3 separate regions of the Homo sapiens genome follow, and all the other regions are linked to region 1. The links are chromatin loops, found by intact Hi-C in ENCODE. Cell type or tissue: ascending aorta. All regions are shown on one strand. Each heading gives the region's core, and the rest is flanking DNA. Links, peaks and the distances in the headings are about the cores only.

Region 1 (10,808 bases), core at 1,561-9,560:
TAGACCAGGGTGGGAATGTTGTTCTTTATTCTACAAAAAACTAGAGGTGGATACAGTAGCTCACACCTGTAATCCCAACAGTTTGGGAGGCTGAGATGGGCAGATCCTTGAGGTTGGGAGTTCGAGACAAGCCTGGCTAACATGGTGAAAGCCTGTTTCTATCAAAAATACAAAAATTAGCTGCGTGTAGTGGCAGGCGCCTGTAGTCCCAGCTACTCAGGAGGTTGAGGCAGGAGAATTGCTTGAACCTGGGAGGTGGAGGTTGCAGTGAGCTAAGATCGTGCCACTGCACTCCAGCCTGGGTGACAGAGTGAAATTCTGTCTCAAAAAAAAGTAACAATAATAATATAAAAATAAAAATAAATGGAAAGCGATTGAAGAGTTTTATGCAGGTATTTCAGTGATCAGGTCTGGACTTTTAAAACATCTTGCTTATTGCAGTAGGGAGAACTTACTGCAGGTGGACAAGAGTAGATACAGGAAGGCTATCAAGGAGGTTAGCCAAGGTTAGCCCAGTGCCATTTGCTCCAGCAGGGAGGAGGAATGTCAAGAAGTAGGCAAGCTTGAAATCTACCTGGGAGGTGAAGCCTGCCTTTCCTGCTTTGAGTTCTGCATGGAGGATAAGGGAGGGTGGGGCTTCTGGTTTCATTTAGATTTGCTTAGAAGTAATTTACCTTCTCCTATATTTTTTATATACTTGCATCCATAATTTACCTTCTGTACTACAGTTAAACGCCAAAGCAGTAGGACTGTGTTTTACTCATCATTGTGTCTTCTTCCCCACCCAACACAGCACCTTGCTCACAGTTGGTGCTCGATACATATTCATTGATTTGGTTAACGGGGTAGATGGATAAACAACAGTTGCATAATTCTTCCCAAAGGAATCCAGTGATGCTAGCAGAACTTGCTGGAAGGCTCCTTTGAGAATTGTTTATTTGCTGACTTCGTTGATATTTGTAGCGATGGCAGCGTAGGCCGGAAGGGTAGGTCTGATTTTGCAAATTCATTTGCCTATGAAAACAGCCCATATTATGGAGTTACAAGTATGAGCAACAGGAATGGTGCAATCTATGTTCTCTGGCAAATATAGTGTCTGAAAAAAAAATTACGACTTTCACCCACTTGCTCTTTTGCAATCGTGTAGCAATAACTGTCAAAGGGTAGTGGGTTTTTCTCCTGTGTCATAATGCAGGTTTGAGTAACATGTTTTGAGTAACAAATGATTTCACTTTGTTTGGTTAATTATTGTGGGTGGTTTATCAATTGATTTAGTGCTCTTTATAAGTATCAGGAAATGAATATAGACACAGAAAAACAACTCCATTACAAATTATGGGAATGGATAGTGGCTAGTCAAATCAGATGTTTTATGCTTAACTAAGTAATAACTGAGGAGTGGACTCAATTCCAGGTGACACATTCCATGGTGGTTCGGAAGCCCCGGGGAAGAGAGGTCTATAGTCAGAAAACCACATGGCTCCACTGTCTGCAAGGCCTGTGTGACAAACGAAATAAAAATGCATTCAGGCCACCATAAATGGGCTGCTGGGAACAGTGTTCCCTAAAGAATTCATAATTTATTCCTGATTTCAAGTGCTCATTCAGCATTTTGAATAGTGACATTCTCAGGAACAAAAGCCACCTTCATCAAGCGATGAAGAAGGCCCACAAGCTCGCTACAGGTCTACAGTGAACATGAAATTATGAATCAGTTGTAGTACGCAGAGTCAGTGGACTTTAAAGATACAGGAGGTGGTCTCCTGAGAGGTGTGGAAGGATGCCATTTTATTCCAGTAGGTCGCTTTATTTTTCACTTACATATGACTGTTGATAGCCCATCACAAATCAATTTGCCTTAAAAGTTTCCTGGAACATGGTAAAATACATGATTTTAAAAACACATAAATGTATGCATTCTCCCTCTCTCTCCCCTCTCCCCAACCCTACCCTTTCAACAGATGAATTTTGGAAAGCCAAAACTCTTTTGCCATTAAGTTCCTGTTTACTAATCAGCAAATTTAAGTAACTCAACAATTATCAGAATAACTGTGTCATTCAATAAAATGAGTAACAACTACTTCTGTGAAAAATAGGTCGATTTAGAGGTGATATTATATTCCACCTCCCCACATGATTACTTTATTTTTCCATCTCATTTTGTGGATGCCAGGATTAACTATTTGCTATTTTAAGAAAAGTTGTGACAATTTTTTTTTTTTTTTTGACATGGAGTTTCACTCTTATTGCCCAGACTGGAGTGCAATGGCACAATCTCAGCTCACTGCAACCTCCGCCTCCAGGGTTCAAGCAATTCTCCTGCCTCAGCCTCCCGAGTAGCTTGGATTACAGGCATGTGCCACCACGCCCAACTAATTTTGTATTTTTAGTAGAGACAGGGTTTCACCATGTTGGTCAGGCTGGTCCCAAACTCCTGACCTCAGATGATCCGCCCACCCCGGCCTCCCAAAGTGCTGGGATTACAGGAGTGCGCCACTGCGCCTGGCCTAAGTTGTGACTATTCAGATATCAGTTTCCCTCCTATCTGTAAATAAGTTTGTTTCAATTAATAATGCATCCTAAACTCACTGCAGAAAATTTAGAATATGCATAAGGATATGCAAATAAATTTACCCGAAATACTATATGAAAATTTTGTTTCATATTCTGGATTTTTTCTTATGCACAGATGTATATTATTTGAAATAATAGCACTGACTGAACACCCTGTACTGGCACTGTGGTATATACTGAAATTTCATTATCTGATTTGTACATTTAATTCTCATGACAACTTTACATTAACTATGCAATTTTTTATTGTTATCCTTTAGCATCTTACTGTATGTTCTTCTCCATATCATTAAAATTCTTAGTAAATGTTAATGCCTGCATATTTTGTGGGAGGGATGTAGCATTTCAGGTTTATGTAACTCATAAACAATTGGATGTTTCCAATTTTTCATTAGTACAAATAATGTAAATATTTTCACTTTGTCTTACAAATACTGTTATAATTACGAAATTATAAACAGCTACATCTTTTATATGAATCCTTATATGTGTTTTTGGTTGTAGAGTTAAAATACATTCTCAGAAGTGAAATGTAGGGATAAAGCCTAGGAACATTTTATGTAGACAGTATTTTCTGAAGAATTTTCATAGCAAAAGATATTTTACTTAGACCAGATTTGCCTTTCTTTAACTTGCATTCATGGACATGCAAGTTAAGAACTAAAATTAGTTCATTATATAGACTTCTCCCCAAACAGGCAAGCTGAGTGATGTGGAGCCCTTAGTCAATTGGATATTTGCCTCTAGTCAAATTTAAGTTCCTTCTGGAAAGTGGAAAAGACTACCGAGAGGGTGCATCATTCTGGCCATCTCTGATACCCAAGGCTGACCAAGGCTGTCTCTTGCCCTGTGGAGTGGGAAGGCAGTGGGCTGAGTCTTCCTCGGTCAGTGACCGTTTTGGTGGTGCCAATGCCGCAGCAAGTTTCATCAGATCCCTGCAGAGAGGAAGCTGTGCACAAACCCTGCATGGGTGTCTGGAAGCCATGCTGGGGCTGCTGAGTGCCTGAAAACGCTGCACTCACCACCCAGGAGGACAGTTTTCCCAGGCCAATTCCCATTAGAGCGACCAACACTGGCAGCGTTCAGTCAACATCTGAGAGAATCTCTCTGACTCGAGAGTGCCTTCAACATAAGGAGAGCTGGTTTGGGGGCCACATATAAAGTCCCTGACTTAGTAGGTTGCTAACAACATTGTCTTCCTTCTCTTTCTTGAAGGTAGGCACCTGAGTGTTTAATATAGGAAGGTGTTATAAACTTAACTACATGCTATAACGAAGCCTTCATTTGAGAAACCAAAAAGAAGGAAATTAGACTTCATGAGAAAACTTAGAAAACAGTCTTTATCATTTTATCCCAGTTCATACTTATGAGAAGTACCTAAAATATTGAGTAAACTTGAGGATATATCACTGAATCCTGAATTAAGCATTTGCAACATCAGTGAAGAAAAACTGGTTCAATGACGTGAACCCATGAAAGGGCACAAGGAGAAGTAGGAGAAAATTCACTCTGATCTGAAAGTGAAGTGGTAGGAAAAAATCTTGGCAAGATTTTAGGTTTGGTAAACTATTTTTAAACCGTTTCATCGAGGTTTGATTGACATGGAAAGCTGTATATATTTAATATATACAACTCTCTGAGTTTGGGGATAACTAACCATCTGTGAGGCTAATTTGGCAAAATATTTTGAATATTTGGAGAAATATTCAAACCATGAGTGTATGTCGACACCCAACCCACTCTATGAGAAGAAAAATATAGATTTACTCTTTAACAGGTTGATTGAAATATGAATCACGTATAATAAATGGCACATAACTAGGGTGTGCAAGTGGATAAGCTTTGGCATATGTGCACACCAATAGGCCCTTCTGCACTGAAGGAAATGCATAACCCAGTCCCCCAGCTGTTCCTCTCACCCCTTTGTAATCTCTCCTGCCCTGCCTCTGCTCAACCCCTTCCCCAGGCAACTACTGTTCAGCTTTCTGTCACCACTGATTACTTTGCATGTTCTGGAATTATATATAAATGGAGTAATGTCATGCATGGTCGTTTTTGCCTGGCTGCTTTTTCCCCACAGAATTATTTTAAGATCCATTCATGTTTTGGTGGCAAACATTCATTCCCTGTCATTGCTGAGTAGTATTCCACCAAAGCGATTAATTTTTAAACAGATATTGTGTCTCTTAAATTCATATTTATTAAGGCTCCATAAGAGAAAAAAAATGATTCCTGTAACAGTATGAGCTCTTTTCTCCCTCCACCAAGTCAATGAATTTTTCTGTGACATCGTTGCTTCTTATGATTTGAAGAAGCGCTGTTTACCGCATGTCTTACTCTTAACGCTGAGATGCTACGAGGAAGGCAAAACACAAGCACTAATCCACCTTTAGCTGGCCTTTAATTTACGCTACTTTCCACGATGTACACAGTTTATCCCAGGCTGAGCCTCTGTCTCTTCCCTTGCGGGGCCAGCAAGAAATGCGTTAACACTATGGGTGAGGCGCTGGCATCATTATAACCACAGGAGGATGTGAAACGTGTCTTAGCCAGAATTAATAGCAGCAACAGCCAATTCAAATATGGAAGAATGTTTATGGCTAGGAAATGGTAAGATAATAAGAGTTGGTCTTTATTAAACCGTATGTGTCTGGTATTACGCTATCTAATTTGTTTGCAGTCATTATTTTTCACTCAATTCTCCCAACACTGTACATACAACTTCCAAGTTTACATCAGGGTTATTTCCCTTAACATAGAGTGTGCGCATTTTCAGTGTCACTAACAAATTCTTAGTAATCATTATTTATAATAGAGACAACACTTATAGCCAGGAAAAAGAAAAGGACAAATTAATAGAATTTTGGTTTCTATAAAATCCCCTGTGACATACCTTATAAAGCCAAGTAAAAACCAAGCAACCATTCTGGGGAGATCTGACCCAGGGAAGCTGAGCCAGGGAACGCAGAAGGCCACATACATTAGAGGAGCCCACTCTGGTCCTTGACCGAGGCGGTGCGTGTGATCTGTGTATTTGCAACAGTTACAGGGTCCAGAGCAGTAAAGAGAGTACAGGAGCTGCCAACCACCATTATACCCTGTGTGGTTCCCCAGCATCCTGGGAACTTGGCCAACTCATAGCAATTGCTCACCCCGAATGAGACCATGAGGCCCCCACTTCCCCTGGCCTGAATAGTTCAGGCTGCCTTGGGTTTGTGGGCGTCCGCATCAGGAAGATATCTGGTCCTCCTGTATTGTGTCATTAAACACTCCCAGGAACTGAAGGAATGCTATTGATTTGGATCATCTATTCCCCGCAGGAGTTTTAAAACTTCCTATGAGGCCACAAAGGAATCCATATAAAAGTTTATTTTGTGAGAAGAGAGACAGTGTCTTTTCATTCTGCCTTGAGGATGTGCATGGTGCTAGCACAGCAGAGGCATTGCAGACTTGTTAGAAAACTTCAAAAGCTGGGTGTGGTGGCTCACGCTTGTAATTCCAGCACTTTAGGAGGCCGAGGTGGGCGGATCACCTGAGGTCAGGAGTTCAAGACCAGCCTGGCCAACATGGTGAAACCCCCTCTCTAGTAAAAATAAACCTGGCACCTGGTACCTTTAGTCCCAGCTACTTAGGAGGCTGAGGCAGGAGAATCACTTGAACCTGGGAGGCAGAGGTTGCAGTGAGCCGAGATTGCAACATTGCATTCCAGCCTGAGTGAGAGAGTGAAACTCTGTCTCAAAGAAAAAAAAAAAAAAAAAACAGAACAGAAAAGAAAACTTCAGACAAGTTAAATTTGATAGAGTTTAATTGAGAAAAAAAAAAAAGAAATGATTCACGAATCAGGCAGCCTCCAGAATCACAACAGATGTGGAGAGACTCCAGCAGTGCCTTGTGGTCAGAACAAATTCATAGACAAAAAAAGTAAAGTGACGTACAGGAATTGGCAGTGAGGTACAGAAACTGTGAGTTTGGTTGCACCTTGGCATTTGCCTTATTTGAAGACAGTTTGAACACTCAGCAGTCTGTGAGTGGTTGAAGTATAGCCGCTGGGATTGGCCAACACTCAGCTATTGTTACAGGTGCATACTATTATGTTTGGTTTTCAATCTTGTCTGCCTATTAAGCTAGGTTACTGTTCCGTCATGAGGACTCAAATATAGAGGTAGGAGTCCTTCTCAGGCCATCTTCAGTTTGCTTTAACAAGACAAATCCTCACATGGACTGGAGTCTGCAAATGGCAGCAGGCACCTCCGAGGCCCAGGTCAGGCTTCCATCAAAAGGGAAAAAGTCTCAGGTCTACTCTATGCCGATATGTGCTACAAGGAAATAATAATACTCCAAGCTGTATCCAAGGCTTCAATTGCCTCTACCTCTTCCTTGCAAATTATTTAAACTGCTTATCTTAATCCCTGAATGGTGAATTTACTAGCTCTGATAACAGATCGCTTACACATTTAGAGAGTTGAGTTTAGCCCCCAAGGTCCTTGCTGTAGTTGTACTTATTTGTTTGTTTTTGTTTTGTTTTATCTCTAGCTAGAATCTACCTGCCTAGAATTGACACCCATTGGTCTAGGTTTCATGCCTTTGGGTTGTATAAAATGTGTGTGGTCTAACTTCTTGCTTCATTATTAGGCTATGCATTCTGGGTCTCATTTCCCACTGCCACAGTTCTGTTTCCTTTCAGTATATGAGTCACTTCTCCCTGAAATCGCCTGGGGTTTTCTAACATATCTTTGGAATGTGATGTCCTGCATTGTATGCTCCAGCAGGGAGGGCTGCCCCCCTGTTACTGCCCAGGTGAGAAATGGGTGCATTCCAGGGTCTGCAGTAAGACTCATCCTATGAGACAGGTACTTCCCACCATCATCTACCCAGTCCTCCCAACCATCCTATGAGATAGGTACTTCCCACCATCATCTACCCAATCCTCCCAACCATCCTATGAGACAGGTACTTCCCACCATCATCTACCCAATCCTCCCAACCATCCTATGAGACAGGTACTTCCCACCATCATCTACCCAATCCTCCCAACCATCCTATGAGACAGGTACTTCCCACCATCTACCCAATCCTCCCAACCATCCTATGAGACAGGTACTTCCCACCATCATCTACCCAATCCTCCCAACCATCCTATGAGATAGGTACTTCCCACCATCATCTACCCAATCCTCCCAACCATCCTATGAGATAGGTACTTCCCACCATCATCTACCCAATCCTCCCAACCATCCTATGAGATAGGTACTTCCCACCATCATCTACCCAATCCTCCCAACCATCCTATGAGATAGGTACTTCCCACCATCATCTACCCAATCCTCCCAACCATCCTATGAGATAGGTACTTCCCACCATCATCTACCCAATCCTCCCAACCATCCTATGAGATAGGTACTGTCATTTTTTCTTTAGCAACAGTGATGCTGAGGCCACGTGACTTAAGTGGAACAGTGTTGAGCCTGGCTTTCTGATTCTTCAACCTCTCTTACAATTCTTCTCTTCCTTAATATCCTTTTTCTTGTATTTTCTCCTTTCTAATGGATTCTTTGCTCAGCTCTCCACTTTTAGTCACGTTTTGTTAACAATCATCTTCTCCACTCTTTTTTCTTTCTGGTCTCACAGAAATATGAAAAGATGTTCATTTTTCACAGCTCTACTCCACAGTCCATGGTGATAACCCACCATATATATATATATATATATATATATATGTGTGTGTGTGTGTGTGTGTGTGTGTGTGTGTGTGTATATATATGTGTATATATATATGTGTATATATATATGTGTGTATATATATATGTGTATATATATATGTGTATATATATATGTGTATATATATATGTGTATATATATATGTGTATGTGTGTGTGTGTGTATATATATATATATATATATATATATATATATATTTAGAGTCTCACTCTGTCACCAGGCTGGAGTGCAGTGGCGCAATCTTGGCTGACTGCAACCTCCGCCTCTTGGGTCCAAGTGATTCTTCTGCCTCAGCCTCCTAAGTAGCTGAGACTACAGGTGTGCACCACCACACCCAGGTAATTTTTGTATTTTTAGTAGAGATGGGGTTTCACCATATTGGCCAGGATGGTCTCGATCTCTTGACCTCGTTATCCACCCGCCTCGGCCTCGCAAAATGCTGGGATTACAGGTGTGAGCCACCAGCCTATACTTTTTAGCAGTGAACGGAACCTTTAGCTGACTCAGGCACCGCCCTGTTTGTCTCAGCAAACTTACAGGAGTTTGCATTGGGGTTGCTTAGGCCAAGGGATGGGGAAGAGCTGCAGGGAGTGAAGAGCAGAGTCAGATGTTATGGGCTTTTGGGGGCAGAAAAAAGGATATTATGTACCTAAAGAGGGGTGCCTTTTCCTGGGACAGGGAGCGGTTTTTGATTTACAGAGGGAAATGTTGAACAAAGACTGCATTCTTCTGGTTGCATAGGAATACTTTAAAGCCCACATTCAGTTCTTACCACAGCCACCCAAGCAATCTGGAATCTCACACAAACGTGCCTTCTAGACAGGAAGTTTTTATGAACATTTTAGAGAAGACAACAAAAACAAGAACAAAAACGAGAACGGCTGGCTGAGTCAGAATCTCAAAAATCTCAAGATTCTCATGCATTTTGAGAACTTGTTAAACAATATGAATATTCTCCTTGGTAAGTCAGTTAGAAAAACTCACTCTTTTGAACAATAATGCTCTGTTTTTCTCCAGTTGGGGAACTGAAATAATGGAGAAAGTCTCTGCTCTTAATTTCTCTAACCAGATGGAATTTAAAAAGCATGTGGTTCGAGTCATCATTGGGAAAACATGACAAAGATTATGGAACACACATGAATTCCAACTTGCTGGGCACCCACACATTTTCCTTCATTCTTTGAAGAATTGCTAAAATCAGCCATCAAGAACAGTAAACACCAATACTTTGCCTTGAGAGGAATTAGGGGTTTGAGCTAAAATATCTAAAAGACTTGAAATCTGTAATTAAACATAGACTTGGTTTTAAGTTTCCTAATCCTCTCTTTATCATCAACATTCTGCAATAAATTCTTTCTAAACTTCCCCACCTCAGTTTACTAGTTTAGCTCTCTGATGCAATAATCTCCACAAACAATCGTTTTTGCTCAGTTACTTTTCATTAATTTATGGTTTTTCCAGTTTTAGTCTTAACTGGAATAAATGAACATATGACTTTAATTTAACCTATATTTCCTTGCACTTAGAAACAAAAGTGAATAATATTATGTATGCATGTATGTATGCATTTATTTATTCTCAATCCCAAAGACCTCACCAATTTGATGAGGGAGGTTAAGCAAAATGAAACAAAAACATTCTCACCCTTTTACTGTACCTAAACTCAATAGTCCAACAAAATAAAATGAAGAAATGATATTTTAGATAGTATTGTCTTTACTGAAAAGCCAGTTGTAGTCATATTTTGCAGAAAGAGAGTTTAAAATATATAAAAGTAGACGGAGTTGACAATATATACATAATTGATCAAAAGTTTTATAGTATAAATGATTCTTATTATTAGGCGTAGTTATGTTTTATAAAGGCAACACAAACCCAGAATTAGCAAATACTGAAGCATTTCTTCTAGGGGAAAGCCAGAGTTCGTTTCCTTCAAGACTCTGGTCACAATATTTTTGTCAGCTGATCAACATGTAGACTTGTTTTATGTGTGTTTCTGTTTAAAGACACCTTGTTTAATATATATTGTTATTCATCAACGCTGAAGTCACAGGCAGTAGCATTCTAACTGGTGCCTGAATGAAGCCTCTCTAACAGGTGTATTTTCTGTCTCGGACACATCACAGCCTTCCTGCATTTAGACACATTCGACAACACTTTTGCACTAGCTTGGGAGCCATTTTAAATAGCAAGATCATCAATAAAAATCACAGAAGTGGACAATGTGCCCCTAAATGGACCAAAAGAAGGACACTTGTTTACATTATGAGAGCTGAAACAAGAAGGCAAAATGTCGCCTTGTTCAGCCTCAGCTGCTGACTCGAATTTTGGCCACTCTGCACATGTCCGTGAATGACCTTGAAAGCACGATGAGTATTGACTTGGGGGCTACAAATACATTTTAATGAGGAGGCAAGTTTGCAGATACAGGATCTGTGAATAATAAAGATTGATTGCACTTCTGAAAGGATCATTGAAAGCATTTCTATCCTGTACTAAAATATTATTTTGCCAAT
Region 2 (8,000 bases), core at 1-8,000, 230 kb after region 1:
TTAATCTAGCGAGAGCAAATCTCTAAATGTTGATACAAAAAATTCGGTTGTCTTGTGCTAGTTTTTATATAACTGAAATATCACTCCCAGTCAATGTGATTCTGTTTTAAATCATGGCTCTTGATAGGAGGTGCTTTCTGACCCCCAGGGGACATTCAGCAATGTCTGGAGACATTTTTAGTTGTCACAACCGGGCGATGGGGTGTGCTACTGACGTCTGGTGAGCAGAGGCCAGAAATGCTGCAAAACATCCTATAACACACAGGACGGTCCCCCAACCTAGAATTATAGTATCCAGCTCAGAATGTCCATTGTACTGAGGCCGAGAAACCTCGCTTTAAAACATAAGTCGGATCATGTCATTCCCGACTCCAGCCTCTCTGCTGCTTTCTGAGTTGATTCACATTAAGATCCAAAGGCTTCCTGAGGCTGAGAGGACCTTGCATGCCCTGACTCCTGCTGGCCTTGGGCCCCAGCCCCCCTTACACGCCTTAGGCCTTGGCCTCGGTCTTGCCTTCCCGGCCCTGTCAGCCTCCCAGCCTCTCTCTCCTTCTCCAGCGTCCAGCAGGGCATGGCAGCTGCACTGTGTTCAGGCCTTCTGGATGACCTTCTGAAAAACAGCACCTGTCTTCCTCGCCAGGTCAGTTCCTGTCCCCACTCCTTGCTTTAGTTTTCTACACAGTCCTTCTCACTGCATGGCACAGAACAGCCCAATTGTTTGTTTTGTGTCTCCTTCCTCTGGAATGTGGGCAAATACAATGTGCGTTGTATTTTCAGTGCCTAGAATAGAGCCCGGCTCACAGATGGCACTCAATTAATATTTGTTGAAAAAGAAAAAAGATGAATGAACAATAAATTAGTTTTAATAATGTTGCTATAGAAATTCTCTTTCTGAAAGGAGCTACACTTTCCATACCTGTAAAATAGCTTGCACATTTACTAAATGAAAATTTTATGCAAATAAGTACAGTAAAGCCACGCACCACAATGATCATTTTTCCCCATTCACACAAGATTGACAACTTACGGAAGCACTTTCAGTGTTAATCCACCTTTGAGTGCTGATCTTTACTTATTTAAAATTATAAGATAAGGAAAATATCTCATTGCATGAGGTGAATATTTTCTTTTATGCAATGGAGTGGAGCTGTTTGTTTTCTACCTAAGCTTGTTAACTTATGAGAGAAAGGACCTATGGTTGTTTGAAACTGATTCCTGACCCATGGTTTGAGAATTCAAAGACACAAGGTCCATACATAGTTTTTTAAAATTGTACTTTACATTGCTTTACAATCTGTAATATCAGGAGATAAAAATCAATTTGATGAATGTTGGCATGCTTTGGCTGTGCTGAGTGTGACTCTGGAATCCTGGTGACTGGAGTGGGCACAGTGGGTTGACCCGTAGTTACGTGAAGGGGCTTCCATGCACCCCTATCTTCCCCAGGCCTCTTCCAAGGCCGAGGGAGGGACTCAAGCAATGTACAAACAGTTAACATTTGTAATACTTTGTAAACGTATACTTTGATTTATTTTCTCATTTTGAATAAATGTCCACTTAACTCTCTAAATGTTCATTTTTCATCTTTATTATTATTTTTTTAAAAAAGCTCACCTTTCCCCAATTGCATATGCTTCAATCTCTGGACAAAAACCAAAATGGGTCTCAGGCATAGAGCCTCTAGCCATAATCTACATGATGAAATCTTTACCTTTGAGTAATTCACAGGCGGGAGGAGAAATAGGTGTGAGGTCACTGGATGAGACTACAAAGGCAACGTCACCTCCGGCTCACCTTGGAAATGTTTTATGGGAAAAGTCCAACTCCTCAGACAGTAACAAGACTGTTTTATAAGTTTGCCATGACAGGAGAGGTATGAATAAGTTAACATCAGGGATGTGTCTGGGAGAGGAGACACAGGAAGGATTTTGTGGAGGGAGGGGGAGGTAGGATGGAAGGCGAGAAGAGGAACTTCTCTTAAGGAAGAATGCAAAAACTCTGCAAGAGTGGAGAGACGTTTCTTAGTGGGGAGAGAGAAATGTCCTTGAATAATTCTGGGAGAGCTGGAGAAAGACAGGGAGCATAATGGGAGTTAAGATGAGTCCTTGCTCCAAACCAAGAGTGACAAGAAACCTGGCAGAACGGACAGCACGTGGTTCAGCCCTGGGAAGGCAAAGAGATGCCCTGGAGCGCAGTGGCCACTCTGGGGAACATGAGAGCTGAATGAAGAAGAAAGGAAGAGGGGTGGACCATGAGCAAACTATATTCCTCCCCCAAGCTAGGGAGCTCTCCACTGATTCAACAGGTATTCACGTCCTACAAGGTCCAAACCTGGTGCTAAGATTTACTTTAGAACTTAAAGAAATATTCGTCCGAAAGAAACAATCCATTGAGTGCTCACATTTTAGAGGGGTTATGGAGCACGGCAGATGACAAGAATTTATGACGACCGGGTAAGTGCAAGAAGAAAAGGGACTACATCTATCCTGAGGGGTATAGAAGAATGAAGAATCTGACGCATCACTGTGGGACTCGCATCCTGCTCAGCTGAGCTAATTTTGACGGTTTTATTCACTTGTTAAAGCCTTTGACACTTATAATGCCAACCCATGTGACAGGGACATCCAGGGTGCATTCTAAGGGGTGCTTTTCCCCAGGCTTCTCTGTGGTGACTCAGCTCTAAGGGGGACTGTCTTCAAGGTGCCTTCAAGGCATGTGTTAAGGTTGCAAAGGGCCAGGGGGCTGGGATGGGAGCTCTGCAAAATGCTCTAGGAATTCTTAGGAGAGGTCAGAGTGGGCTGGAGCAGCCAGGTGAGCCTTTGTTGTGTAGGCAGGAGGAAGAAGCAGTGGATTTTGAGTTGAGGACGGAATGTGGAGAGGGGGAGGGAAAAGGAAGGGAATGCCGCAGAGGCAGAGCTGACTGCACTCGTGAGGGAGGGGAGGCTGGCTCTGCCCACACCTCCGCACCGGGAAGTGGGAGCAGAGAGCTTTGGAGTCTATGAGCATCACAGGACTGGGTTCCAGCAAGTATTTTGAGCAAGGGCATGCTGTGAAGAATAAGGTTTTTTTTTTTTTTTTTTTTTTTTTTTGTAAATACTAATCTAGCAAAGAAAGTATACAGCTGAATGGACCTTGAGGAGAGATTAGAAGTAGAAAGAGAGTCAGGGGAGAGGCTGGGGAAGCAGAAGGAGGAGTGGAAAGGCAGGAGGAAGCTGAGTTCAATCCCACTGAGCGGGAGAACTGGGACCTGATGGGGACCACAGCTGGGGCGTGGTTCAGAGCAGCAGCTCCCACCTGAAGAGCAGGGTGCATCTGGGGTTGTACTTGTTGACTTTGAAGTGACAGCCGCAGGCCTGAGGATTAAATTGAGTGGCAATTTTTTGAAGAAGAGAATTTATTAGGACTGGAAAGGAAACAGCTAGGAGAGACTTAAAAATCTCTCAGGAAGGAGAAATTTTCAAGGAAGAGACACTCTCGAGTGTGAGGAGGTAGCAGGAGGGGACGCCCAGGTGACTGCCGTGCAGGAGGGCAGATGTGGGCGTGCAGGAGGGCAGATGTGGGCTTGCAGGAGGGGCTGCAGGCCAGGAGCCTTGGCAGAGGGCAGGACTGTGTGGCACGCAGGGCGGCTGACAGCGTCAGTGCTGGGGAAAGGCCAGGAAGCAGGGGAGAGAAAGGAGCCATGGAATGTTTCCCCAACAAGATGCTGAAAACACCACTTTTCTCTTAGGTACCTGCGCTAGAGATCAGATTAGAGTGTATTTTAGAATCCTATGAGATGGGATCCGGGTTTCAGTAACGCAGGAGAAAAACAAACTATAGCTGTTTGGCTGACTTAATACTGAGAGTGCTATGTAAGGCATAAAAAATGTGAAAATACATTTTAAACTCATTACTCATACTGGCTATAACTCATTCTGAAACTCTATAGGAAAATTCCTCTTCAGAAAGGCTATTGCATGAAGGGAATGTGCTTGTTTTTTCCTACTTGGCATTAAGGAAAAGTACAAATGCAGAGAGAGGTGCCTGGCAGGCTCCCACCACTTCTCAAGTTCTCGTTTGTAAAATTTAGAAGTCGCAGCTCGACAGCGCTTGCAGATACACATAGATGGTGCGTAATTAAATTTGGATACAAGCACTTCGACCTGAAATTGGCGTCTAGCTTGTGTTAAACCAAATCTAGTTTGTGTTACACAGGGCAACTCCTTTTAAATCTCTAAAATATAGATTTCTCTGAAACCCTGTATTACTGCACATGAGGAAGAAATGCAAACAGGGCTTTGACACCCCTCTCAAGTCGACCTGCATCCTACTTTATAAGCTTCTAGGAAGTGATTTGTTTTCTTTTACATAATATGTTTTTTCTTTTACATGATAGAATTTTCTTTCCTTTCCATGATAGCATAATCCAAATATTTGTGTTATTGCCTCTCAGAAAGACGAATTTCAGATGTAAAGAACCACAGAGGCTAATCTGAAACTCAAGAAGAGAGAGTTCAGTGGAGATGGGTGGATGTGAGGAGAGTGGAGACTGCTACAGGGGAAATGTGTTAAACTCATGGAGGTGACACACTGCAATTATGCATGTTTTGAACAGCACAATTCTAATTGCCTTTTGAAAACGTGCAACAGATTTTATCATCCCTTTGTGAATGCTTGCAGAAATATATCAAGAGAGGGCGTCTGAGTCTAGTGGTGATGGAGATCTGGGAAGAGAACTGGGTTCCCAGGCAGTTACTCTTGTGACACAGCTGTTACCCACACTATGTGGACAGGTCATATTTCTATAAGCATTGATTACTTAAGAAACAGAAAAATACATCACTGCAGACCTTGGAAAGGTTGCGTGTGCTGAGAAACTGGATTTGCCCGGCCCTCTACTGACTTTAAATGTCTCGGGCTGGGCTCCCGACATTCCTTCCTACTTGTTAATAACCCCTTATGAAATCACCACCCTGGAGTAGATCGAAATTCCTCTTGAACTTATGTTTTAAGCATTCTTCTCTGGTAGCGAGTGCCGCAGATACTTATCCTCCAGGTTAAGCGGGGAGGAATGGAAATGTCTGCTCCTCCTTCACTCCTAACTCTTGTCACCCACCCCCCCGCCAAGTCGAAGGAGATGGTTTGTGCTAGAAAACACCAACTGAAGTAGGAAACAGAGCGATGTCTTCAACAACATATGTGCTGAGCAAGGGAAGAATGCATTGATAGTAAAGCTAAAAAATGACTGTCAGTATAAATAAGGTTTTCAGTACCCAAAAATGCACAGAAAATTAAGTTGTGCCAATTTCCTTTTAAATTTAACTAACTGAATCCTTTTTTGCCCATTTATTCTGTCCCTGCCATAAAGGGGAAAAAATCACTTCAATCCCTTTCCTTTTCTTGTACTTGGGTAGCTTTTTTTTTTTTTTTTTTTTTTTTTTCATAATTAGCCGAGTATGCAATACCTAAACAACATGCCTGCTTGGCCCAGAGCCCCATTCCTCATGCATACTTTTATAGGTCATGAGGTTATTTATATTGCTGTTATTTTTACATTTCCTCAATGCCAGGTGGTAACGTAAATCCAGGAGTCCTGAGCCACGATGTGTGGCCAAGTACGCGGTCGGTGTCAGCAACATATGTTTTCCTGGAGGGAAATGGTTCCTCCTCACTTTCCCCAGAAGGCAAAGGTGAGAAGATAACGTCCCTGCTCTTCTGTTGGGAGTGTTTCGTGTTGGTGACACCTACAGCCTGGATGGTAAGCTAGTGGTGCCTGTCCTCTGCTAAAAAAGAAACAGCAAAAATTAAAGAAAACAGAAAGAAAGAAAAAGAAAAATTACAGCAGTGGTGGATGTGAGGTCTTTTCAAATCCCTTGCTCAGAACTCATTACCAATTTACCCATCTAAAGTACTTAATAACAAAAAAAGACACAGACCAGGGCCCATCGGAACGAGCATGAGTCATCGACCTTGAGCATTTTGCTGTGTCAACATTTCACCAAGGAGAAACGTGGCAGGCCCGGGCCAGGCCACCCAAGGCGGTGGGATGGACGTGGGGACCTTGAGAGCTCAGGGCAGCAGCCCTGCACCAGCTGGCATCAAGACATTTCCATATTTTAATAAGAGTGTGGCAGCACCTGTGGACACCAGCTGAAGCATAGCCCACCTGCCCACACTCACTGGCTCCCAGCCAGGAGCTCGGAGGCCTTGAAAAATAAATTTAAAATATCTATGGAGATTCAAATTCTTCTCGAAATTCTGGAAGAGCTACATGGACCGTGTCTTTGATAGCCGTAGCGGTTGCATCTCTTTCTGGTGGTAGATTGGCTGGAGTGACTAATTCTTTACGTGCTCACGTGACCCAATTTCCCCTGATGGGCCACAGGGCAGGTGCCAGTCACTCAGGAAGGACAAATGACTGGGACGCAGTAGAGAAAGGCTGAGCCTAAGCTTCCAGTGGATTCACACTTCACCAGGGACCACAGGAAGACACCATGAGGTGGCCAGGCAGGTCGGTGGTGGGGTTTCCCTTCTCCTAGCCTAGCTGTTAATTTCTTAAGTAATTAATCAGCCCAGATTAATCACTTTTTTTTTGAGACAGAGTCTCGCCCTGTCGCCCAGGCTGGAGTGCAGTGCTGCAGTCTCGGCTCACTGCAACCTCCACCTCCAGGGTTCAAGTGATTCTCCTGCCTTAGCCTCCCAAGTAGCTGGGACTACAGGCCCACACCACCATGCCCGGCTACTTTTTGTGCTTTTAGTAGAGATGGGGTTTGACCATGTCGGCCAGGCTGATCACAAACTCCTGACCTCAGGTGATCGGACGGTCTTGGCTTCCCAAAGTGTTGAGATGAGCCACCTCGCCCAGCCAGATTAATCATTTCTAAAGTACGTAGGTTCACATGTAAATGAACATAGAAATAGCAAGAAAAAAATCTATCCTTTCTATATCTATATATCTATAGCTATTCTGATACAGTTACTCCAAAACATAATTTGATCACGCCCTTTGAAAAATCCTTTTACTGTGCAGGATAAGGCACACAGTGGCTTCTAGCACACAAGAGGACAACCTCCTCTTGTTCTGATGCTTTCTCTTTGGAGATTTTGTTTCCTATTTGCCCGTATAAATCCTCCCCTGTAGACCAGTGTTTCAGAGGACATATTTGTGAGCTGAGAAATCAATTTAGTGGGTCATGACACGCACTTTAAAATGAAAGAGAACAGAATACCATGAGTAAAAATGCAGTGTTGAACGAGCGTCATGGATACGTCGTGTTTTGTGAATCCCGAGTAGTATCTCTATGTAAAATGTGAGTCTCGTCCCCTGGATGCGTCGGAGTTTTCAAGTTTCCTTGCCATGGTCTGCTTAAGAGAGAGCCCACATTTCATTTTAAAAATCCATACAATTCCATGCAATGTCTGGCACCAAATAGATTCCTTGGAATAAATGAATGAAGTGTGCCCTTCGTATTTAGTGATTTTTCCGAAACCTTTTTGAAATTTTGAAGCAAACTGCAGATAGTAATAGGAAATACTACTGCTAGTTTTATCATTTTGCCTGAAGTTAACCTCTGATATTTTGTAGCCTAGGAAGAACTACATATCCGGAGGCATGCCATAGGGTAGTTTTCTCACCTGATAAAAGGAACGTTTGTTTCTAAAGCTATTGCAGAGGGTTCCGAAGACATGCTCAATCCCCGCAGAAATGGAAATGTATTCCGATTAGCAGCTGTGCCACATCACCGGGTGTTTTAATGATCATCAGATTAAAAAGACGTTTTTATGATCCCACATCTCCAGATATAAAGCACAGAGCCTCTTTCCTGTGTCACTGTCCCTAACCTCTAAATTAGAGATAACTTCAAGCCTGGGTAAGTGAATGGTGGCGACCCCCTACTAAGCTGCAACTACATCAGTGAAATTAATGTTCACGATTAGAGTTTTACTGTCTGGAATGACATGTAAGTGATTCAACCAGATCTCTAGTTGTGCTAATGTTTATGTGGTGCAAATAGGGTGTG
Region 3 (10,808 bases), core at 1,450-9,449, 140 kb after region 1:
TGCAATAGCTCTTTCCTGAGCCCTGTAATTAATCTTTCCCTTTCTTTTTCCAAGAGCATTAATTAAATATAATTGACATGTAATAAAGTGCATATATTTAAAGTATATCATTTGATATGTTTTGACATGTGTACATGCCTATAAAACTACCAAAACAATCAAAGGAGAAAGCACATTCATCAGCCCCCAAGTTTCCTCAGGTCCCATTGTAATTCAATCCACCCCTTCCCTGTCCTCAGGCTACCACTGTTCCAATGTATGTCGTTATAGATTAGTTTGCAATTTCTAAAAATGAATATAAATGGAATAATAGAGTCTGTACTGTTTCAGGTCTATTTTTCTTCCCACAGCCTCGTTATTTTGAGAGTCACCACGTGGTAGTGTGTATCAATGGTTCATTCATTTTTATTGCTGAGTAGCTCTCCATTATATGGATGGACAGCCATTTGTTTATTCATTTACCTTTTGATGGACATTTAAATTGTTTTCAGTTTTGGGCTATTACCAAAAAAAGCCACTATTAACATTCACTTACAACTCTTTGTATAGACATCTGCTTTCATTTTTCTTGGGTAAATATGAAGGAGAGGGATGGTTGGATCACTTGACAGATGTATGTTTACATTTTTCAGAAATTTCTAAATTGTTTTCCAAAGTAATTTATCATTTCACACAGCTAACACCAGTGTATGAACATTTAAGTTCTTCACATTCTCACCAATAATTGATATTAACAATCTGTAATTTTACTCATTCAAATGGATGTATAGTGGCATCAGATTGGGGTTCTAATTTTTCTTTTCCTAAGGGCTATTGATGAGTATCTTTTTGTGTGTTTATTTGCAACTTACATATCTTCTGCGGTGAAGTATCTGCTCAAATCTTTTTTCCAGTTTTTTAATTGGGCTGTTTGATTTCTTATTACTGAGTTTGAGTTCCACACATATTCTGGATGCATGTCCTTGTTAAATTAAATTTAGCCTGAAGTTGCCTCCTTACATATTTTAACTTTGGCACCAAAGCTTGCACGTAGTAAGCTGCAACCTAACTGGATGTGTAAACAGACTGTAACCTACTCTTGTACAATCGCAGAGTTTCAGCCACTCACAGGCAGCCAGCTGTTCAAACCATATTCAAACAAGCAAATGTTAGGAGCTGTAACCAATCCAGTTGTTTCTGGACTGTCCTTCTGTTTTCTGTACATCACTTTTCTTTTGTCTGTAAATATTATCTGACTATGTGGCTACCCTGGAGTTGCTCTGAACCTATTCTGGTTTGGGTAGTGCCCAATCGTGAACTGTTCTTTGCTCACTTAGACTGTTAATTTGTCTAAAGTTTTCCTTTTAACACCTTTGTCAGTATGTAATTTGTAGCTTTGTATATTTATAATCTCTATTGCTATGTGCATAAAGTTTTATGAATATTATTTATTCTTAATGAATTGAGCCTTTGATTAAATGACTTTCTTTATCCTTGATATTCTTTGCTCTGAAATCTACATTATCTGATACTAATGCCATCACTCCAGTTTTATTTTTATTGGTTATAGTATAATGTATATTTTATACTTTACTTTTAAACTTTTTAGTGTCTATGTTTAATGTGTGTTTGTTTTATGCAGCATAGAGTTGGGTCTTGGTTTTTTGCCTAATCTGATCATTTCCATCTTTTAATTGGGATATTTAGAGCATTTACATTTAGTGTGATTATTGGCATGGTTAGGTTTAAACTAACCATCTTGCTACTTGTTTCTACTTGTCCCATCTGTTCTTTTTTAATTTTCATTTTTCTCCTGCCTTCTTTTAGATTGAGCATTTTTTTATAATTCTACTTTATCTGGTATGTTACATAGATATAATAATGTTATATATATAATGGCATGCGATAATATGTGTAATGTTATATAAATATAACATTTTATTTATTTTACTGGTATATTTAGGGTGTATGGTATGCATTTTAATGTATCACAGTCTAACATCCATGATATGATGGCACTTTACACATACCAAGAGAATCTTACCATAGTATATTTCCATTTTTCCTCTCCAGGCCTGTGCTATTATTTTCATACATTATACTTACACAGGTGTTATAAATCCCACAATACCACAGCATTTTAAAAAATTCAATTTTCTTTTAAAGATATTTTTGAAATAAAAATATCTTCTAGATTTTTCCATGTAGTTATTTCCAGTGATCTTCATCTAGTTGTGTAGATTCACATAGCAATTTTGTATTATTTATCTTCTGCCTGAAGGACTTCCTTTAACATTCTGCTAGTGACAAATTCTTTCACATTCTGTATGTCTGGAAAAGTATTTCTGCTTCCTTTTGAAAGGTATTTTGCTGGTTACAGAATTCTAAATTGACTTTTTTTTCAGTACTTTGAAGATGTTTCCCAGCTCTTTTGTCACTTGCATTGCTTCTTATGAGAAATCTGCAATCATCTTTATCTCTGTTCCTCTACATGGAATCTTTTTCCTTTGGTTGCTATTAATTTTTTTTCTTTATCACTGTTTTTGCACAATTTGATTCTGATTTGCCTTAGTACAGTTTTCATCATGATTCTTATGCTTTGAGTATGTCGAGTGTCTTGTACCTGCAAGTTTCTCATTTTCATCAAATGTAGAGAATTTTCAGGTATTCTATCTTCCAGTATGTCCCCCTTCCTCCCTTTTAGGGGGTTAAATTTCATGTGTTTTAAGCTGCTTGAAGTTTTCTCAGAGCTCATTGGTACTCTTTAACATACTTAAAAAAAATTATATTCTATATTTCATATTGAATGGTTTGTATTCCTATTTCTTAAAACTCACTAACTTTTCTTCTAAATACATAACTGCTATTAATTTCATTCAGTGTATTTTTCATCCTACATATTGCAGCTTTCATTTGTAGAATTAGGAACTGGTTCTTTTTTTTATGTCTCCCATATATCTGCTTAACTTTTTGAATGTATAGTTATAATAACTGTATTAATATTCTTGCCTGCTAATTCTTACATCTGTGTCATTTCTGGATCAGTATCAGTTGACTGATTTTTCTATTCTTTAATGATTATATTTTCTGCATGGTAATTTTTGATTGATTGTCAGACATTATGAATTATATCTTTTTGGGTGCTATAAACTTGTGTATTTATATAAATATTCTTCATTTTGGTTCTAGTATACAGTTAATTATCTAGGAAACTGATTCTTCCTGTTAAGAATTGTTGGGAGGGGTTGGAGTAGTCCTCAGTTTAGGCTAATTATCCCCCTTCACTCAGACAAGACACTTCTATGCACTCTACCCAGTGCCCTGAGAATCAGGACATTGTCAAGTCTAGCTCAAGGGAAGAGGCATTGTTCTCTGACCTTTGTGAGTGTCAGATAATGTTACCACTAATCCTTTGGGTGATTATTTCCCAGCCTTGGGTGGCTTTCTCACATGCAGAAACATGTCCTTAATCATCTGAGGACCCCAGGGTGCCCTCTGCAACCCTGAAGAGCCCCCTCCTTGCAGCCCTCTCCTGTGAACTGTAGTCACTGTGGTCTTCCAGCTCCTCCTACTCAACTCAGAGGGACCACCAGTACACACCTCAGCTCCCCTTTCCTGATCTGTGGTTTGTAAAATTCTCAAGGCCGGAACCTGGACAAGTCTTTGGAGCTTATTTCATTTGTTTTCTCTCTCGCAAGGACAGATGCCTCATATCCTGTGTCTTGAAAACCTTTGTTGTATATATTTTGTCATTTTTTTAAATTCATGCAAGAGGATAAATCCAGTCTTTCTACTCCATCTTGGAGAGAAGCAGAAATCTCTGTCATATATCAAATTTTGCATTAACAATTTTGTATTCCTTTTCTTAAAAATGCCCCTCCATCTTGATTGTATAATCCAGTGTTACAACACCTCCACTCACCAAAATACAAAACAAATGAATAGATTGTAATCTCACATGCTAAGTGCAATAATTGATACATATTGATGTACCTCACATGGTCTAGAGGTGGGGAAAAGATATGTGTTGGAAAATCACCAGAGAAGGAGACAGTCAAATTGTTTTTAAATAGTAAACAAAATCAAATATAGGTGAGGAAGAGGTGGTAAGAAGCAAAGTGCAAAACTAGGGAGAACCTGATACCACCCTCCAATAGATGGTTTTCTAAGAGAGAAAAGAATTTATTTAAAATCCATGAACATAAGAAAATAAAGAGAGTCACACATGGCCTTATATTATTGTCAGGTAAAAAGGATGATAGGAGACATAGTTCACATTAATTCAAAGTGACATTTCCTATTTGAAATAAGAAAGATCATTTTGAATTAATGATATTATGCAGCAGACGATGGCTACTTGTATGGGCAGTTAGGAAGAAGAAGAAAGGGAAGGGAACGGAGGAAGAGAAGTGGGAGAAAGATGAAGAAAGAAAATGAGAAGGGGGAGGCAGTAAACTCAGCTCAATTTCAATCAGAACAATGAAACTATTTCATAATTATAAGAACTGTTTTCCATGAGAGTGAACTTTCCCACAGACCCTTCTCCAATCCATGTGGCGACATTGAGTTTGCTCTCCGTAGCCTTGCCCGTCTACAGACTCATTCCCCAAATACCACCTGCCATGTGTTAGGCTGTCAGGTAAGTGTTACCTACTCACTCCATCATGCTTCTGCTTCTTTAAGACTTTGCAGATTTTCCCTTAGCACAGAGCTGGACCCTCTGCAATAAAATAAGTTCCCATTTATTGCCAACATTCTTCTCCTTACTCACTTTGCTATAACCATTCGTAACCGTAACAGATTTTCTCTTTCTTCTTGACAGATGAATTCTTTTTGCTTTTCTGATGTTGGTTTATATGACGGTTGTTGTGTGCTTACTCCTTTTATAGAAGCGGGAACAGAAGGGAGCAGGGGAAAGCGTTGTAGGAAAGAAACCCCCAAGAGTGCATAATAACCCGCCAACCTTCCCTTTCTCTCCCTCCTCTTTTAATGGTCCTGGTCTCCTGGCATCTACAGCCCAGAGAAAATGCAAACACATGACACTGGGCCTTACTGACTTACAAAAAATCCCAGGGAGTCGCAGTGCAATAATAGGTCTTATTATTCCTTAACATTTAATAAAGCCTGCAGTGATAGATGCTGAAAATAAAATAAGCTGGTGTGGTATCTGCTTTTTGAAAAGCTGAAATTCAAAAGACAGACCAGTGTAGGCAAATCATACAGATGGACAAAGAATTGAAGAAAATAGGAAGGAAGGGGATAGAGACAGATGGCTGACTCCATGGATTTTTTTTTTCCCCTCCAAGATAATTCTCCTGGCTAAGGACCCCAGGACACTCCAGAAAGATTTTTTTCTTTTCATTTTTCTTTTCTTTTTTGTTTCATTTGCTTGTTTGTATTTAATCAAGGTTTGCTGTAAACAGTGAAGCCAAGCTTCTCTTAATCACGCTTGCCATTAAGGGCTTTAAATACAAAACTCCTACTTAAAATTACAATTATACTTTGATGAAAAAATTTCCCAGCCCACTCCATTTTACATTTTTCCCATTGGTTTTCTAAAATAGGACTGGAAAGTGCTAATAGAGTGTTTTGGAACTCAGAGTTCTTTGTGGTTTCATAGTCTCAAAAAAACCGGTCCTCCTTATTGCCTTATCACCACTAATCAGGGCTTATGTGTGACTTGAAAATTAGAACTTTCACACATGGCAGGCAGGAGACACAGAGGCACAGTCTCATGAAGAGATACCTAAGCATTGATGTGACTGCTAAGGACAGCATATTCCCCTGAACCCGTGTGGTTCTGGAAGCCCTCCAAGTTATTAATAGCGACAGTGACAGGGCTGTACATTCTATTGTTTCCTCATCGACGAGAACGGAATGTTAGGTGGTGGGGATTGTGGCATGGAAAGTATGTGAGCTGGCTGTGTTGCATTTCATTTTCTCCTTTCGAGGGCTTTCTGTCCTTTGTGCTTTTTACTGCTGCTCGTGGCAAACGCCTTAGTGGATGATGAACAAGAAATGACCTCATGGAAACAGTGTGGTGGTGACCCACAGCTGATTTAAAATAAGGTGGACAGATTTTGATCACCCTCCCAATGTATACAGCAGGAAAGAGAGACCTGGTTTCACTAGAGTTGGGTTGATCCAGTCCTCCTATGCTGAGTCATTGGATTAAAATGCATGTCATGTCCTAGGCTAGCCTCGGATTTCCATCTGGTCAAAAAGAAAGCATTTTTGTTGCTACTGGGTTTGGGATTAGTGCAAAAAGGGGAGTTCAGATCTGGATGAACCAGGCCCACTTGTCCTCTCAGATAAAGCCAGGGGAGGAGCACAGAAACACACTTGGTACCCTGAGATGAGATTAAATGCGGAGGTGGATGAAAACCACCAAAGGTAGCTTAAAAAACATCTGAGCTCGCACAAAATAATTCACTCCTTCATTAGTTGTTAATGCATTTCTCTAATTGCTTATTCAAAAGGACATTATTTCTTCTTTGGTGTCCCGCATACACAGTTTTAAAATGCTTGCAGACGTTTTACCTGGCTCTTTGCATTAAATTATCTCATCAGTCGTAATTGATCTTCACTTCTCCGAAGTTTTCATGGCACATGGCAAACTGGGATGTACCCTTCCTCCTCCTCTGTGTTCTATCAGTTATTTAATCTCATCTCCAAGCAACATGTTCTCGTAATGGCTAGATTTTGGTCTAGAACAATAGCCTTACTGCTATTATTCTTTTACTCAACAGTCCAGATTGTTACGTACCCATGATCTGGAGCTCTGGACTTCTTGGTTTTGTGAACCGCAGGACTCTTGCAAGTCTACTGTGTTAGTCCGTTTTCACACTGTATTATAAATAAATACCTGAGACTGGGTAATTTATAAAGAAAAGAGGTTTAATTGACTCAGAATTTCACACTGTTGGAGAAGCCTCAGGAAACTTACAATTGCGGAGGAAGGTGAGAGAGGAGCAAAGGCACGTCTTACATGGTAGCAGGTGAGAGAGAGAGACAGCAAATGAGTAAAGGGAGAAGAGCTGCTTATAAGACCATCAGATCTCATGAGAACTCACTCAGTATCATGAAAATAGCATGGGGGAACTGCCCCCATGATCCAATCACCACCTGCCCACCAGGTCTCTCCCTCAACACATGGGGATTATGGGGATTACAATTTGAGATGATGTTTGGGTGGGGACACAGAGCCAAACTATATAATCTACCATGTCATAAGTGCTCAAAATATGGATTAATTGATTGCAACAAGAAGCCACGTTTTTCCTTTGCAATTTATCAGTTAGCAACTCATTCACTTTGAATATTTTTTTTTCTTTTCTCAGAATAATCAGAGGGAAAAGGTCATTATAGATGAAACAAGTACATAACAAATAAACTTGAAAAAAGTGACACTATCTGTCTAATTAGAATGGCTTTAATGGCAGTCTGTATTTAAAATGTGCAATGCAGCAGCATCTAAGGGCCTTTTTAATTGATTTGATTTCATGATTTTCCTAGATTTTATAAAGACTCATAAACCAATGTCTTAAATTTCATTTTACAGTTATTGCCTTAATTTTAGATTTCAAAGTATCTTTTGACACCTTCACTGGTGTGCTCTATCCTGGAAGAAATATGCATTCACAGATTCCATACCTCCCCCTTAATTCCCCACTTGGTCAGATTAGATGTTCATTTCTATTATATCATCTTTTAAGCCTTACTTACATTTTTAAGAAGATACTATTTTGACTTTGATAAATTCTGGCACTCTGAATTCATTGTGTTTCTTTGTCTTTTTCCTTAGGCTTGCCCTAGGCAAGGTCTAACACTGTCAAATCATTAGAGGGAGGGCTTTATTCCCAATTTCAAATCATTTTTATTGTCATCATTCAAAAAGAAATGGCTGTCTAGGGGATAAGTGTCAGTGCGTACTTTGAAGATGATGGGCATATGTTTCTATCTCAGCTGATTCTTGAAGTCACTTTTCTGGTATTTTTTTCTGTAAACTTATGTATATATTCATAAAATTTACTATTTTACTTTGAGTAAGTTTCATTCTTCCCTCTGATTAGAGACTTGTCTTCTCTATCTTTTATACTTTCTGATTGGGACAAAACAATCTTTTGGCTATTCTATCTCATTTTTTCAAAAGCATCAATTATCCTCTTATGATCCCCTTATGATAAGATCATAACATTTTAAAGCTATTGTTTAGAAATGTACTACACAGCCTTTCACCTCCTTGTCCCCAACTGTCTCTCTTACTCTTTCTCTCTTTCCAAAAATAGCAAGCTAACTACTAAGCCAAAAGCCACATCCAGATTCCTATGGCTCCTGTCCACGTTCACTATGGATGAATGCGTATCAGACTTCTTTGCTCATCATGATGACTGGCCTATTAATTTTATCTTTTCCTGAAGTAAAATAGGAGAGCAAATGGGATGCATATTTATTCTTTTGTCTTCTTTACCTCAGGGCTGTCTTAAATCACTTAAGAAAAGCAAAAGTTAAGTATTTTGCTATTAGAGAGCCATAAATAGTTAAGTAACAAAGTAGTAGTAACTCTAGATAGAATAATGATAATTAATGTTTGCACAGTTTGCTACTTTCACCTGTACCATTTCATTTACTATGCATTTTTACTTCCTATGGCAGATATAAATATTACCCTTCATTTATTGTTGGGCATACTGAGGGTCATGTCAGTGCAATAAATATTTCATGCGCAAACACTCAGCATATGGGAAGGAAATTATACCATGTTCTGACGTAAAATTCTATTTCAGATGTTTGTTTTCTCCTTTCCCTTTTCTTCCTTCTTTTTAAAATACAATTTAAGTTTCACCACCTTTTCATAAGTGAGTATCTACTCACATTTACTATGATTTCTTGTGTGTTCGAAGAATTCTGGTATCCTCCCTTTTAATCAACATTGCTCCTAAATTGCCTACTCATGTTTTAATTCCTGCCTCTTTGTTATTTAGTTGGATTAGATTTTCAGTTTTTAATTTTTTTCTCTACTTGCTTGAAATGTAAACTGTCAATATCAGTTATTTTGTGTTCCTCATAAAAATTTAATATGAAGAGTCCTCGGTTTGGCCAATGGGAGCCGTTTCAAGCCAGCTCCTGTTTTCTGATGTCATGACTACTTCCTTGCTTTCTGATTCAACAAGCTATTCCAGGCTTACCACATATTCTTTCTGCTCCAGAGGTGAAATCCACCATTTAGCAACCTAGCTCTGTGTGCGAGGTGCATGCACTGCTGCTGGGGTTTGTGATTTCCAGGTGCGTTCAGAGGCTAGAGCAAGGGATGTTTTTATGCCTTATTCTGAAACCTTCAAATCAAATCTGAAACCACGGGCTTCTTCCTCATCTTTCCTCATTCTATATTTGTATCTCCCTTCTCCTACAGTGAGAATGGAGATACCTAACATCAACATAGAAACTCATTTGTTCAACCCTGAAATAGATACAAAATAGCTTCAGAATAATTTTAATAATACCATGGTGTCAACAGAGTGGCTAAGTTCAAGATTTCTTTAAACTATATTCTAGTAAAGATGTATAGTTAGAATACTTGTTCAAAAGCTACTTGAATTAATTTTTTTATTATATGTGATATGGTTAGTAATTTGATTTAAATCTTGGTTCACTTCCATCAGTTTTTATTTAGTTTTAGAGTTTACTTATTATTTTGATTAACTTGTACTTTTTAATATATAAGGCATTTAGATGCATCAAAAGTCAAAAATTATGTAAGAAAAGATACTCAGATTTCTTATTCCCAATTCTATTACTTCCACCCCATTTTCACTGATCGTCTATAATATTTCATGAGGTTTGAATATATAGTCTTTTTAGTTTTCCTTTTTTCTGACATAAAGTATAGCATATGTCATATATTCTTTTCCAATTTCCTTTTTTTCAATAAACAATGGATGTTTGAAATCACTCCCTATCAAGCTGTAGGATCTTCCTTTCTTCTTTTTAAACAGATGCATGTAGTACAACACTGTGTGGAGATATCATAGTTTATTCCATCAGTTTCCTATTATTGAATATTGTCACCAATATTTTGCTGTTGCAGATAATGCTGCAATGGTTGACCATGTGCATATGTTGTTTTAGATTTGAAAAGGTGCCCTTCAACATAAATGAGTAGAAATGAGATTGCAGGGTCAAGGGCACATGTAATTTTGTTAGATGTGACGAAATTGCCTTACATAGTATTTGTAGCATTTTGTGTTGGCCATCAGAACATGTTAGTGAACTTTTGAATGTTTATAAATCTGAAAGGTAAGAAATTGGTGTCTTTTATATTCTTAAATTTGAAGCAACGGTAGTAACAACAGCACGTTCCTGTCTAGAGACCAATTCTCTCTTTCTTCAGAAAGTAGACCCAGCATTTCATGAGCCTTGTAGTGTACCTGCAGATGGCTTTTATTCTTCTTCCATTTAAATCACAACATGATTCAATATCCTACAACCTATGAATTTGATTGTAAATATTACTGACACTTAGACTTACTATACATCTACATAAAAGGAGTACAGGAAAGAAAATAGAAAAAATAAGGAAAACTGTAGTTTTCCAATTTGTGTTCCAGTATTTATTCATCTATCTACTAGTCATCATCTATCTTTCAGTCCTCTATTTTATCCTCCTATATGTTTTGCTCTGTATTCCTCCTTATGTGCATATATGTACACACAAATAGTAAAACAAGCAAACTATATGGATAGCAGCTTCCGTTCTTGTTTTGAGCTAATGTGGCACTTCTGCACTGGTGTTTATGACTTGCTTTTTCCATGATCTCTTCCATGTTCCT

What was found. Hi-C counts contacts between places; a loop is a spot of excess contacts. Peaks named below come from ENCODE experiments on the same cell type or tissue, not always from the same donor. Only the 100,000 strongest peaks of a DNase experiment are listed, where the experiment ranks them.
Region 2: a loop joins it to region 1, with 2.3 times the contacts of the local background. A loop is called at or near these places in 5 of 110 quality-filtered maps.
Region 3: it touches region 1 in a loop (1.9-fold over the local background); 3 of 110 quality-filtered maps call a loop at or near these places.

Annotation. Positions count from the first base shown.
Region 1 is chr13:109,380,335-109,391,142 of GRCh38, reverse strand. No RefSeq gene overlaps it. Among named protein-coding and RNA genes, the nearest start is that of LINC00399, 15 kb to the left of the region's middle. In ascending aorta, for the core only: no CTCF peak of the experiment used is centred there; a DNase peak (open chromatin) is centred at 6,523.
Region 2 is chr13:109,152,332-109,160,331 of GRCh38, reverse strand. All of the region lies in intron 32 of MYO16 (myosin XVI), which reads right to left. LOC105370356 (a long non-coding RNA gene) reads left to right here and starts at 544. Exons shown (of 5, transcript XR_931717.3): 1 at 544-640. RefSeq lists enhancers at 1-477, 478-983, 2,974-3,523, 3,524-4,074, 3,482-4,681. In ascending aorta, for the core only: a CTCF peak has its summit at 4,637; DNase peaks (open chromatin) are centred at 3,611, 4,051 and 4,911; H3K4me3 peaks cover 1,855 bases; H3K27ac peaks cover 2,172 bases.
Region 3 is chr13:109,238,837-109,249,644 of GRCh38, reverse strand. No RefSeq gene overlaps it. Among named protein-coding and RNA genes, the nearest start is that of LINC03061, 21 kb to the left of the region's middle. In ascending aorta, for the core only: no CTCF peak of the experiment used is centred there; a DNase peak (open chromatin) is centred at 5,854; H3K4me3 peaks cover 850 bases; H3K27ac peaks cover 1,861 bases.